2 separate regions of the Homo sapiens genome follow, and region 2 is linked to region 1. A link is an interaction called in ENCODE POLR2A ChIA-PET data of the cell type or tissue named here. Cell type or tissue: B cell. All regions are shown on one strand.

Evidence for each region. ChIA-PET counts read pairs that join two places held together with the same protein. Peaks named below come from ENCODE experiments on the same cell type or tissue, not always from the same donor. Only the 100,000 strongest peaks of a DNase experiment are listed, where the experiment ranks them.
Region 2: POLR2A ChIA-PET joins it to region 1 with 5 read pairs; 2 of 35 experiments call an interaction of 5 or more read pairs at or near these places.

What each region holds. Positions count from the first base shown.
Region 1 is chr3:47,179,649-47,182,148 of GRCh38, forward strand. The region is part of intron 2 of KIF9-AS1 (KIF9 antisense RNA 1); the gene reads left to right. Among named protein-coding and RNA genes, the nearest start is that of KIF9-AS1, 17 kb to the left of the region's middle. In B cell, no CTCF peak of the experiment used is centred here; no DNase peak of the experiment used is centred here.
Region 2 is chr3:48,245,853-48,248,352 of GRCh38, forward strand. ZNF589 (zinc finger protein 589) reads left to right here. Exons shown (of 4, transcript NM_016089.3): 2 at 1,773-1,825. Among named protein-coding and RNA genes, the nearest start is that of ZNF589, 6.0 kb to the left of the region's middle. In B cell, no CTCF peak of the experiment used is centred here; no DNase peak of the experiment used is centred here; H3K27ac peaks cover 371 bases.

The DNA of each region.
Region 1 (2,500 bases):
ACCTGCCTCGGTCTCCCAAAATGCTGGGATTACAGGTGCGAGCCACACACCCAGCCTAAGGATTATTTTAACAGTGAGCTCCCAGAATATAAGACCATCAAAGATCACAGTCTCCAACCTGGAGATTTTTTAAATACAAAAACATCAAATAGGGGACTCTTTCCAACATGTTAGAAGGAACCATATCAGGCAGCCCTGCCTCAGTGGGCATCTTCAACAGCAGAGATCTTCAATACCTTATTTTTCAGACTAGTACAAGGAATAGATGAAATATTTATTTGGTTACATTTATTTGTTTAAAAAAATTTTTTTTAGAGATAGAGTCTGGCTCTGTTGCCCAGGCTGTAATGCAGTGTCATGATTATAGCTCACTGTAGCCTTAAATTCCTGAGCTTGAGTGATCCTCCTGCCTCAGCCCCATGAGTAACGGACTGCAGGTGGATGCCACTTCACCTGGCTAATTTTTTATTTTATTTTTATTTATTTATTTTTTTGAGATAGAGTCTTGCTGTCACCCAGGCTGGAATGCAGTGGTGCAATCTTGGCTCACTGCAAACTCCGCCTCCTGGGTTCATGCCATTCTCTGGCCTCAGCCTCCCGAGTAGCTGGGACTATAGGCGACTGCCACCATGCCTGGCTAATTTTGTTTTTGTATTTTTAGTAGAGACGGGATTTTACCACGTTAGCCAAAATGGTCTCGATCTCCTGACTTCGTGATCCGCCCGCCTCGCCCTCCCAAAATTCTGGGATTACAGGCGTGAGCCACTGAGCCTGGCCTATTTTTATTTTATAGAGATAGGATCTTTCTATGTCGCCCAGGCTATTCTCAAACTCCTGACCTCAAGTGATCCTCCTGCGTTGGCCTCCCAAAGTTCTGGAATTATAGGCATAAGCCACTGCACCTGGCCTGGTACTTTTAGAAATAAGAACACTTTTCAGACCTGGATTTCAAGTTGTTTTGTCAATAATTGTCCTTATTTGCATCATATTTTTTATTCTTAAGCTGATTATGCTTTGTACTTTTAGATAACTAAGGTCAACAACAGAAAATGAATTATGATAGTTAGATGCTTAGAAAGAATCCAATATTCTGCAGCTTCCTTGTAAGCGGATGGCCTGACCAAGGTCCCATTGCTCTGTCTCTTTTTTTTGTTAATCAATTCAGCATTGAGACATCACTAAGTTCATAAGCCACAATACCTCTCCTCTCTTCCTCTGACATGGAACAAGGTTACCTGGGAATGAGCCTTCCCAGCTACATGGGAGAAACATACATCTAAAATGTTGAACATCAATGCTTTCAGAAGAGAAAGGTTTCAATCAAAAGAGAGAAATGAGAAAAAAAATCAGAGCAGTCTGAGGTACATGAGGTATGCAAAACTTATCAGGCACAAAGAGACATGAGTGGTCAGGCGCCATGGCTCACACCTGGAATCCTAGCACTTTGGAATGTTGAGGTGGGCAGATCACTTGAGCTCAGGAGTTCAAGACCAGCCTGGGCAATATGGCAAAACTCTATCTCTACAAAAAAACACAAAAAAATTAGCCAGGCATGGTGGCATGCACCTGTAGTCCCAGCTACTTAGAAGGCCGAGGTAGGAGGATTGCTTGAGCTGGGGAGGCAAAGGTTGCAGTAGCCAACATCGCGCCACTGCACTCCAGCCTGAGCAACAGAGACAGATCCTGTCTCAAAAAAAAAAAAACAAAAAAAAAAAACACATGAATATGGGACTTCAGCCACACACTCCTGCACTCATGCCTGGGGACAATGGTTTAAAGGCATTTTGTTATTTCTTTCTTTCTTTTTTTTTTTTTTTTTTTTTTGAGACAGAGTCTTGCTCTGTTGCCAGGCTGGAGTGCAGTGGCGTGATCTCGGCTCACTGCAACCTCCACCTCCCAGGTTCAAGCAATTGCCCTGACTCAGCCTCTTTAGTAGCTGGGACTACAGGTGTGCACCACCACACCCGGCTAATTATTTGTATTTTAGTAGAGACGGGGTTTCACCATGTTGGCCAGGATGGTCTCAATCTCCTGACCTCGTGATCTTCCCACCTCAGCCTCCCAAAGTGCCGGAATTACAGATGTGAGCCACCGTGCCTGGCCTGTTATTTCTTTTCTTCCCTGTAGGTTCCTGACTGCCTCACCCATTATCTTTTTTTATCTTTCTTTTGACAGGGTCTCACTCTGTCACCTAGGCTGGAGTGCAGTTGTGCAATCACAGCTCACTGCAGCCTTGACCTCCTGGACTCAAGCAATCCTCCTGCCTCAGCCTCCTGAGTAGCTGAGACTACAGGCATGCACTACTACACCTGGCAAATTTTCCTTTTGTTTTTCTGAGACGGAGTCTCAGTCTGTTGCCCAGGCTGGAGTGCAGTGACACCATCTTAGCTCACTGCAGCCTCCACCTCCTGGGTTCAAGCAATTCTCCTGCCTCAGCCTCCTGAGTAGCTGGGACCACAGGTGCATGCCACCACGCCTGGCTAATTTTTGTATTTTTAGT
Region 2 (2,500 bases), 1.1 Mb after region 1:
AGGAGAATTGCTTGAACCCAGGAGGCGGAGGTTGCAGTGAGCTGAGATCGTGCCATTGACCTTCAGCCTGGGTGACAGAGTGAGACTCTGTCTCAAAAAAAAAAAAACAGATATGGCAGGGAAAGCTTGAGCTTCCCTCCAGAGATGTTAAAATCTTACCTTTTAAAATTCCACAATAGGCCAGGCGTCGTGGGTCATGCCTATAATCCCAGCACTTTGAGAGGCCAATGTGGGCAGATCACTTAAGGTCGGGAGTTCGAGACCAGCCTAGCCAGCATGGTGAAACCCCCATCTCTACAAAAAATACAAAAATTAGCTGGGCATGGTGGTGCATGCCTGTAATCCCAGGGAAGTTGAGGTGGGAGGATCACTTGAGCCCAGGAGGTGGAGGTTGTAATGAGCAGAGATTGTGCCACTGCATTCCAGCCTGGGCAATAGTGAGACCCTATCTCAATCAATCAATCAATCAATCAGTTCCACAATAATTTGAAGAGGAATGAGAGTCTGACAAGCTGCGCTTTAGAAATGCTGTTGTAATGGTCTTTAATACTTTTTTCTCCTTTTACTCATGCTCTTTTGTAAAATAAGGAATAACATTGACAAGTTTTTAAAACAATATAATAATTATTATTTTTATTATTAGAGATGTGGGTCTCATTGTCACCCAGGCTGGTCTTGAAGCCGTGGATTCAAGTGATCCTCCCACCTCAGCCTCCCAAAGTGTTAGGATTACAGGCGTGAGCCACTGAAACCGGCCTGACACATTTTTAAAAAATATTTTCATTAAATCACAGACTTCTGTTTCTGTGTTTAACATTTTCTTTTTTTTTTCTTGAGACGGAGTCTCGCTCTGTCGCCCAGGCCGGAGTGCAGTGGTGCGATCTCGGCACACTGCAAGCTCTGCCTCCCGGGTTCATGCCATTCTCCTGCCTCAGCCTCCTGAGTAGCTGGGACTACAGGTGCCCGCCACCACACCCAGCTAATTTTTTGTATTTTCAGTAGAGATGGGGTTTCACTGTGTTAGTCAGGATGGTCTCGATCTCCTGACCTTGTGATCGGCCTGCCTCGGCCTCCCAAAGTGCTAGGATTACAGGCGTGAGCCACCGCGCCTGGCCTAACATTTTCATAAACTATTTTCGAGATGGAGTTTTGCTGTTGCCCAAGCTGGAGTGCAGTGGCGTGATCTCTGCTCACTGCAACCTTCGCCCCCTGGGTTCAAGCGATTCTCCTGCCACAGCCTCCTGAGTAGCTGGGATTATAGGCGTGCACTACCATGCCTGGCTAATTTTTTTATTTTTAGTGGAGTTGGGGTTTCTTTGTCATGTTGGTCAGACTGGCCTCAAACTCCTGACCTCAAGTCATCTGCCTGCCTCGGCCTCCCAAAGTTCTGGTATTATAGGCGTGTGCCACTGTGCTCGGTCCATTTTCATAAATTAAAAAAAAACATGTAACTAGAGTCACATAACACATGGGGGGAAATGATGCCTTGTCTCAACAGTTTTGCTAATTTTTAGGGTAGAAAGATGATGAGTGCTTAGAGTTTACCTTACTACATTTAATTAAGATCAGTGTTTCTGTAAAAATGTAATAGGGAAGTGGTGCAGAGCATAGAGAAGTTGACTCAAGCATAAGGCAGGAGGTGAGAGGAGCTCAGGGTCTGGGTCAGCTGAGAAGGCTCAGGTGGCCACAGCCAAGGCTCAGAGGGCTCTTGGGGATCCTCATGATGGGCCTGGTAGGGCTGGCTTCTCAAGGTTGCTTCTTTCTTTCCCCAGCTCTGCCTGCCAAGGATTCTGCCTGGCCCTGGGAAGAGAAGCCTAGATATCTGGTGAGTTGGGCCCGCCCTTCTCTTTTCTGAAATGCTGGCTCATTTCTCAGAGAATGGGCTCATCTGTCTTTCTTGGGAAGGGAGGAAGTGATTAACATTTAAGTGGTTTATGCCTTGTGTTAGCCATTGTTCTAGGCTTATTATAATGGTTTTTGCACTTAGTCTTTCTATTTTTTGAGCTTATACAAAAACATGACCAAGTTTAATTTTAATTCAGAGTATTCTAAAATATAATGGTAACTTTTTATAAAAACCTTGGGTTATTAAGATCCTAAAATGCACTATTAAAGTTCCCTACATCAACATTTGCACAAATAGTTATAACACTTTAATAGTATCTAATAGTCTGATCTTGTACATTGGACCTCTTTTTCACATTTTGTTTTAGAAAACAAAGATGCAAAAGTAGAAAAAGAGTTAACTCTTCTGTATCCATCATCCCACTTCAGCAGTTATCAACTCATGGCCAATTTTATTTCATCTCCATTCCCACTGGATTAAAGAAAATCCAAGGCATCATACCATTTAATCCATAAATATTTCAGTCCTGTGTTTAAATCATTAACAGCTGTAGGAGATGGGTGGTGACATCCCCATTTTCGAGATGAGATCATCTGGCTTAGAGGGATTACGTGATTTATGCACAGGGACACGTGGATGGCCAAATGGTAGAGT